Linked DNA regions of Homo sapiens: region 2 is linked to region 1. Evidence: chromatin contacts called from ENCODE Hi-C or POLR2A ChIA-PET data. All regions are on one chromosome and are shown on one strand. The core of a region is the stretch at or near the end of the contact, and the rest is flanking DNA. Distances in the headings are between cores, read along the strand shown.

What was found. A loop is a pair of places that touch in the nucleus more often than their neighbours do. ChIA-PET counts read pairs that join two places held with the same protein, here RNA polymerase II (POLR2A).
Region 2: a map of PC-3 shows a loop between it and region 1 (21-fold over the local background). The contact joins the enhancer-like site here to the promoter of LSINCT5 in region 1. A Hi-C loop is called at or near these places in 1 of 168 maps with a recorded cell type or tissue (PC-3). POLR2A ChIA-PET finds 5 or more read pairs at or near these places in 2 of 52 experiments (BJ and Caco-2).

What each region holds. Positions count from the first base shown.
Region 1 is chr5:2,710,656-2,715,076 of GRCh38, reverse strand. LSINCT5 (long stress-induced non-coding transcript 5) reads right to left here and starts at 2,486. Exons shown (of 1, transcript NR_145480.1): 1 at 1-2,486.
Region 2 is chr5:2,745,932-2,750,290 of GRCh38, reverse strand. It overlaps IRX2 (iroquois homeobox 2), which reads left to right. Exons shown (of 4, transcript NM_033267.5): 2 at 504-909; 3 at 1,239-1,946; 4 at 2,675-4,126. The coding sequence ends at 2,727. Among named protein-coding and RNA genes, the nearest start is that of IRX2, 3.6 kb to the left of the region's middle. RefSeq lists enhancers at 585-1,529, 1,530-2,475. Within about 2 kb of position 2,555, at least 2 of the 41 ENCODE cell types and tissues checked have a DNase peak (open chromatin) inside an H3K27ac peak, as active enhancers do.

The DNA.
Region 1 (4,421 bases), core at 1,237-3,736:
TGGAGGTTGAGGCAGCACCTGCAGTGTGAGAACTTTTGGGACTTGGGCAGGTAGAGCTGCAGCCAGGAGCCCGGGCCCTCCTGAGAGACAGCTTGATGCATCCCAGCAGGGGTGGGTGGAAGGTGCCCAGCTCTCTGCGCCAGGCAGGGCTGAGCAGAGAGAGGAGCAGCAGGCAGAGAGAGTGTTCAAAGCCCAGTCAGACCAAAGACCCAGCTGGGGCAGCAGCTCCCCCGAGAGCGGGGGAGACATTTCTGAAGCCAAGGTCCCATCAAGGTCTCCCGAAAGACGTAGATCTTTCCACTCAGCAGGCAAGAGCCTCAAGACCAGACACCCCTTGCCGGTGACAGAGCATCGGTTGGGTACCACAGCAGACCTATGATGCTATTGGACTCAGCTCCATGCCCAGCCCCACTGGCTCTGTTTCCGCCCCTTCCCCCATGGGTCTCCCACCCCTGCCTGATCACCCAACTCACAGCCTGCTACGTGGGGGAAAGAGCTTGAATTCATTTCATCACTAATATTAATCATTTCCAACATTTCTATTTTAAAAAATGCCTATTTCTCTTTCATCTGTTTTTTTTACACATTTGATTTTTATGTATTTACTTAAGAATGTAATATATACTTACTTAGCTCAATGCCCCTGAACAATCGCCTTGCTATTTCTGTACCTGCCTTGCTATGTCTTCCCTTTATGAGACTCTTAGTTGTTCCCAAACCCAGTGTTCCAGACCCCATCCTGAGCGGAAGTTCCATTCACCGCTGTCTCCTCCAGCTCCAAAGCCAAGCCTGGGTGGGCTCTCCTGCTCGGGGCTCCAGTCCGCAATAGCCCAGGGTGGGGTCCTGCCTATGGGTACTTTGCAGGTCCATATTTCAGTATTGAATGTGTCTGGGGTATTTCTGGCAGAAGCTCATTTCAGCAGAAGCCCTGCCTGTGTGGGAGAAGGGAAAGCAGTTTCAACCCCTTCTCAGTTCACAGTCAGAGTCCAGTCACCCCGGAGCCCCTGAGGCTGTCACCCCATGATGAGGTAGGGTTTCCCACCCTGGACAGGTGTTGGCCCTGCTGCTGGTCTTCTGGGTCCACAGTGGTCCTGTGGCCACAGCACTGATCACCCCAGGGACTCCAACCCCATTTCTGTACCACAGAGATTCTCCTTCCTTGCTTTCATGGGCGGCTGTGCTTTTAAAAAAAAAATTAAATATTCCTTATCCACCTTATCCATGTGTTTGGAGGGGAGGAGAAGATTCAGTGCTGACTGTATTGATCAACGTGATCATGAGGTTAAGTAAGTTGTCTAAATCATGAAAAATTGCCTTTAGAAACATTTAGGAGAATATAAAACTAACACACAACAATCAGTCACCTTTTTACCTATCCACATTACCTCTTAGAAGACATAAGGAGAGAGAAACATCTCGGTTTAAAATAGCAGTGAAAACCACAAAGTTCTTAGGAATGATCTTGATAAACGATGGAAAACCTAAGGGGAAAAGCTTCCAAATGCTTTCCAAAGGCTCCCAGGTGGACTTGACCAGCTGAAAAGCAGTTCTTGATCTTCGGCAGGAAGCATGCTATCATAAAGTTGTCAAATTCTAGCAGAGCTAACAGACAAATTTAACACTAATCCAGTTCTAAGGCCAGCAAGAATTTTTTTTTCCTTGCTCTGTAGCCCAGGCTGGAGGGCAGTGGTGCAATCTCAGCTCACTGCAAGCTCCGCCTCCTGGGTTCACACCATTCTCCTGCCTCAGCCTCCCGAGTAGCTGGGACTACAGGCGCCCGCCACCACGCCCGGCTAATTTTTTGTATTTTTTTTAGTAGAGACGGGGTTCCACCGTGTTAGCCAGGATGGTCTCCATCTCCTGACCTCGTGATCCACCTGCCTCGGCCTCCCAAAGTGCTGGGATTATAGGTGTGAGCCATCGCGCCTGGCCCAGCAAGCATTTTTTATAGCTATACATTGGTAATAAAGTTTACATGGAAAAACAGTCATGCAACAATAGCTAGGAAATCCCTTAAAAAGATGAGCAAAGAGGAAGGAGAAGCACCAGGACACCAGGCATAAAAAAAACAGCTGTAAAATCTCTGCCACTAAAGTGCTGTAGTTCTGGTGCAGGGTTTGACAAATGGGCCAGTGGAATAAACCAGAAAGGACAGAAATAGACCCAGAGAACATCAGACTTCAGTAGATAATAAAGGTGATCATATATGACCAGAACAAAGGTAAACGCCCTCAACGGAACCGAGTATCCACTTGGAAAAGCAACAATAACATACAATTGAAGTCACATCCCACTCCAAACAACAGAACAAACCCCAAGGACATCAGCAACCTGCATGATAAATAGAATGAGACTACATTTGTACTAGAACACAAATTACTAGAAAAAAATGTGTTTTTGACTTGAGTGGTGAAATTCTTTGTTATGGCTCAAATAACAAATAAAATACAGGAAAAAAATAAAAATCCAACAACGTATAAAAGTTTGCATCTGCCTCCTGCCACTGGGGGTGGGGGGGAACCCGTCGTAATCAAAAGCAATGGCCGCTGGGAAAAATGTTTCCAACTCTTACCCTAAGGACTAAAAATGCTAATTCATAAGAATATTTCAAACCATCGGGGGAAAAATGACAAAAACACTTTGTAGAAAATTGGTAAACAATAAAAATAAGACATTTCACTGAAAAACACATAAAGATTCCCTTTAAACACATGCACAGATGTTCAGTGTCGCTGGTATTGAGAGAGCCACAGCCCTGTTGCTTGGAATCAGGTAGTTTCTAGCAAATCTGCCCAGGCAGTGAGCCTTCGACCCTGAGCCCTACTTCTTGGTATTGGGCCAACGATTCGCCACATACACACGGCAGACACGCACAGAGGGCATCACACAGATGGGGGCAGGACATTGACAATCCCTGCCTGGAGTGGGTTGAACAGTAGCCCCCAAAAGGTATCCACGTCCAACCCCCAGCACCTGTAAATGGGACTTTATTTGGAAAAAAGGTCTTTGCAGAAGTACTTTAGTTGAGGATGTGAGAAAAGGAGCTTATCTAGGATTACCTGGGTGGGCCCTAAACCCAATGAATGGCAAGCGTCTTTGTGACTGTGAGGCACAGGGAGCTCAGACACAGGCCCGGGGAGGAGGGCACCAGGAGGCAGAGGCAGAGACTGGGGCCATGCAGCCACCAGTCAAGGAACAAGTGGGGGCAACAGACCCCGGAAGAGGCAGGAAGGCTCCTTCTCTTCAGCCTTGAAGGTAGCGTGGCCCTGTGTCACCTGCATGTCAAACTTCTGGCTTCCAGAACTGTGAGGGATTAAACTTCTGTTGTTTTAGGCCGCCCCCTTTGTCGTGGCACCCCAAGACGTTCCTACAGTGAACTGTGTCATAGAGATGTTGATGGTGACAGGGACAGCCCCTCACAGAGCTGCGTGGTCACAGGACACGGAGGCGGAGGGGGCGGGCGTGGAGGCAAGTTTAGCAGGGCGTGTTTGCTGCGGGTGCACTCAGGGATGGCTCGTGTCGGAGAGAAGGTGAAGCACAAACAGACATCCTTCCTTACTCAGGGAAAAGAAAACCCAGAAAGGACAGCCTAGAGCAGGCGAGGAAAACAGTTCCTGGAGAGGCTGAGGAGGGAGTGGAAGTGCTGATTTTTGCAACATGAAAACCTCTTACGTGGTCAAAAATACAATTATTAATTTTTTTAAGTTAAAAGGCAACCCTAAAACTGAGCACAAACAGGAACAAATCCATATCGAACTGATAAAAGTATAGGAGAAAAAATAACCAACTGACATGTTGAAGCCCTGTACTCTGTGTGCTGTTAGTGGGATCTATTCAAAGGACAGCATAATAGGCTGCTGAGAAATATTTGAGGGATATTAAACACATGAATTGAAGTATGTCACATGGAAAAAAAAGATCAGAAATATACGTGGTAAAATGTGAATGAATACTGCCTTTCCCCCTGGTGGTGGACTTATATATGATGTTCGTGCTCATCTGTGTAGCTTTTGGTATTGTGTGATTTCAACAAGGAACATACTTTTTTAGTGATCAGGAAAAAAATGCAGCTAATTGTTTTGTTTTGTTTTTTGAAAATGATGGTATCAGTTGGTACAGACGGCAGAGAATAGAATCTCAACTAAGTTGTATATGTTCTTATAGAACAAGCTAAGGCACCTAAAAGACAAGCCTATCAGAAAAAACGTGGAAGGAAATTTTCCTGTCTTAAAAAAGAAAATTTTCAATGCTCAGCATATTCCAGGAAAAATAGTGCTTGCAAATGTATTATTTTTTAATCACAGAGATGTAAAAAGGTATTGCTCTGTAAGGGGAGCAAAAGTGAGGTTTACCCCAACTTCTTGGCAAGACCAACTCTATAAAGATTTAGGAAATTATACTTTTATTTCAGCGTTTTACAC
Region 2 (4,359 bases), core at 1,306-3,805, 35 kb before region 1:
TGAAGAATTCGAAACGGTGACTGGCTTCTGAGTTGCAAATTGGATTTGCCCAGCTTTAGAGCAGTGAATAGTGAATTGGGGGCTCTGGGGTGTTTTTTTAACCATATAAGGGAGGGGAAGAGGGAGTAGGGGGAGGCAGCCGCACTCCAAGCATCTGCAGAAATTTAGATATCAAAGAGCTACCTGTGGGCCTGTGTGCGCGCACGTGCAAGGGTTTGTGTACATTGCCACGAGCGGCTCCGGAACACTTAGGGGAAGATGGGTCATTTTAGGAAAGTGAAATAGTTCAGAAATTCGAGAATAAAACTCCGGTACTTTTTGTGATCAACAGCTGGTCCCGAATCACACTGCGTTTTTCCTGCTCTTTTGCGGCGGGAAGCGCAGCCCCAGAGCCAGACTCACGGGGGGAACGGTGGCCGTGGGCGGGCGGAGGGGTGGCATCCTCTGGCTGGTTGCCCGCGGGGTCTCCGCATACTCCACTCACAGGCTCTTGTTGGTTCCAGGGCGCACCCTACGACGCGCACACCACCGGCATGACCGGCGCCATCAGCTACCACCCGTACGGCAGCGCGGCCTACCCGTACCAGCTCAACGACCCCGCGTACCGCAAGAACGCCACGCGGGACGCCACGGCCACTCTCAAGGCCTGGCTCAACGAGCACCGCAAGAACCCCTACCCCACCAAGGGCGAGAAGATCATGCTAGCCATCATCACCAAGATGACCCTCACCCAGGTCTCCACCTGGTTCGCCAACGCGCGCCGGCGCCTCAAGAAGGAGAACAAGATGACCTGGGCCCCGAGAAACAAAAGCGAAGATGAGGACGAGGACGAGGGCGACGCTACCAGAAGCAAGGACGAGAGTCCCGACAAGGCGCAGGAGGGCACGGAGACCTCGGCAGAGGACGAAGGTGAGCGGGCAGCGGCCGGCGCAAGGTCTCGGGGCGCTTTCTTCCCAGGCGGGGCGCAGAGCTAAGGCGGGGAGGACGTTGCCCGCCGGACACCCCAGGTCCGGGCCGGAGCCCCAGCCGCACCACATTGCCCTGGGGTCGCCGGGATTTGAGCGAGCGATTCCTCGGGCCCTTCCCGGGGAGGTCAGGCTCCGCCTGTCACGTGGCCGGGTGGGGGCGAGGTGAGGGGTCCCGTGGGGAGGGCCCAGTGCCGCAGGACAGGGGGCGGAGGGGGCTCCAGGTGCCTGCGCTGTCCCCTCGTGCCACCCACCGTGCCCGCGCCCCCACAGGGATCAGCCTGCACGTGGACTCGCTCACGGATCACTCGTGCTCGGCCGAGTCGGACGGGGAGAAGCTTCCGTGCCGCGCCGGGGACCCCCTGTGCGAATCGGGCTCGGAGTGCAAGGACAAGTATGACGACCTGGAGGACGACGAGGACGACGACGAGGAGGGCGAGCGGGGCCTGGCGCCGCCCAAGCCCGTGACCTCGTCGCCGCTTACCGGCTTGGAGGCGCCGCTGCTGAGCCCCCCGCCCGAGGCCGCGCCCCGCGGTGGCCGCAAGACGCCCCAGGGCAGCCGGACGTCTCCGGGCGCGCCGCCCCCCGCCAGCAAGCCCAAGCTGTGGTCGCTGGCCGAGATCGCCACGTCGGACCTCAAGCAGCCGAGCCTGGGCCCGGGCTGCGGGCCACCGGGGCTGCCCGCGGCCGCCGCGCCGGCCTCAACCGGGGCACCGCCAGGAGGCTCGCCCTACCCTGCCTCGCCGCTGCTGGGCCGCCCCCTCTACTACACGTCGCCCTTCTACGGCAACTACACAAACTACGGGAACTTGAACGCGGCGCTGCAGGGCCAGGGTCTCCTGCGGTACAACTCTGCGGCCGCGGCCCCCGGCGAGGCCCTGCACACCGCGCCAAAGGCGGCCAGCGACGCGGGCAAGGCGGGCGCGCACCCGCTCGAGTCCCACTACCGGTCCCCGGGCGGCGGCTACGAGCCCAAGAAAGGTAGGCGGCCCGCGGCCGGCGGCGCCCGGGAGGGGAGGGAGAGCCAGCCCCGGGGAGGCGGAGCGCCCGGGAGACCCGAGGGAGGGTCCGGGAAGAAGATCCAGGGGGCCACTCCTGGGACCCAGAATTAGCAGAGTGAGGGCGGAGGGCGAGATGGAAGCCAAAGAAGGTGTGGCCCTCTTTTTAGACTTGCCCTGTTATTATTTATTTTTACTTAATTTACTGTTATTTTGACTATTACTATCGTGGCTGTCTTAGTTTCGGCAAACCCAGATTGCCACGAAATTCAAATTACAGCGTGTCGCCCTAATGAGCCTGGGTGTGTTTCGGTGTCTTGTTAAGGAGTCAGAGTTGAATCCGCTTTTCTGCCGTTGGCTAGAGGCAAACAGAACGTTCCAGTTACTCTCAGAGGCGTTTTGTCTTCAAAAGATAAAATCAAATGTTTTTTCCGCTTTTTGTTGTTGTCGTTGTTCGGAAAGAAAACCGTTTTTTCCCCTGTGCTATGTTGCCTGTGTTGCTCCTAAGTCAGGCTACCCGAAAGAGGAGTTCAAGGGGGGAAGTTAAGAACTAGGGACCATCACCAAAAGTCGTCTCAGATAGCGGCCCTGGAGACAGTCGGTTTCCCAAACTGCTGTTTGCCTGGGAGTGGAGGATGGTGGGTGCACGGTGGTCTGCGCAGCCAGCAGGCTGTGGGGTCGGTTCTGACTAACTGCCCACTCCCCTGACAGATGCCAGCGAGGGCTGCACCGTGGTTGGCGGGGGCGTCCAGCCCTACCTATAGAAGGGCCGAGCACAGCAATGCAAGTAAGTGGGCACCCTGGTGCTTCCCAGACCCTGTGGAGCCTCCCAGCACCAACTTGCTTAATGTGTTTTTCTTGCTTCTGGTCATGGGGTTAGAAGACAGAGCATTTCAATCTTGTCCAGCTTTTCTTTCCTTAAGGGGGAAACTATATTTTCTGTTTTATAGATTCCCTCTTTTTGGCACAAGTTCTATCACTCCTTTACCTAGGGAAGGAAAAAAAAAATATATATATATATGTGTGTGTGTGTGTGTGTAATATATATATGTATATATATAGTACATGTATATATATAGTACATGTGTATATATATATTACACACTACTGTTGTTTTCTTTTGAAACAATAGATTATTAAAATCTGGGCATTTATATGCAATTTAGAGCCATTTTTACTATGCTAGACACATAATAGACACATGCTTTGATGAGCTTGGGCTACCAAAACTTGGAGTAGCAAAAACCTTTATAGATGATGTTTGCAAAATAAGACTGAAGAGACACGAGGCGTACTAGTCTTTTATCAGCCCTGTCCAACCTCCCCTCCACCCATGTCCAAGTGGACAGGACTCTGACATTCTCCCGGGGCTCACAACAGTATCTCAAAAAATATGTTGCTTTGCAACGAGTCAGAATTACTAATCATAGATCTTGAAGATAAGAAAGATTTGGAACCACTTCAGATCAACTCGTTTTTATAATGGTGTTGTTGTGGAACTGAAAGATTGGGGATGATTTGGTTTTTTCCTTGGTCCACAGGTAGGTGTCACAATTGCTTTGAAAAAAAAAAAAAAAAAAAAGTCAGCAGGCCATTCTCTCTTCCCAAGCTCATAAATTTACAGATACAACAAACAGATGTCTAAATCCAGACCACATCTTGTGCCACTGTAAAAGAGAAGGATCCACACAGCACTGTCAGCCCACAGACTCTAACAATTGGAACAGACTATTGTTGGACATATGTGAATTTGTTGGCATAGTATAGTTTCCCCGATGTATGTGTGACTTTTGAAAACAATCTGTTTTTCTCAGGATATCTTGAATTGATCACTTCATTGCCACGGTATATATTCTATAGGTGTGATAGGATTTACTGTAAAGTTTATTTGTAAAAGATGTACACAGTAGAAATAAAACGTGATGGAAGAACTTGAGTACTTCAGAAGTGGAAACAAATTTGATATTTATTTTTATAATGATATAAAGCTTCTAGTAATTTATGCAAGTTGTATTGCAATGGAATCTAAACTTTTTGTAAATAAATTCTGCCTGGTTTTTATTTGAACATTGCTGGTTATACAATCTTTGTTGGTTGTTTAACACGAATTCTTTACTAATTTATATCTTAAATTGTAAATAAAAACAGACTAGTCTACAATAATATGATGTTTGGGGCTTATTTTTCCTAGAAGAATGATTTGGGGTAGAGCGCTAGTGAATAACCTCCAGGTGATCTGACCTCACCTTTTTAATGAAAACCTGTGTGAAATAAACTCTCCTTTCTCTCCTGAGCATTGAAAAAAAAAAAAAAAGGCAGATGGAAGAGAAGTATATAATCGGGAGAAACATGTGCTGTAGATGATTTCTATACAGGTATTGCAAAAAAACCAAAAA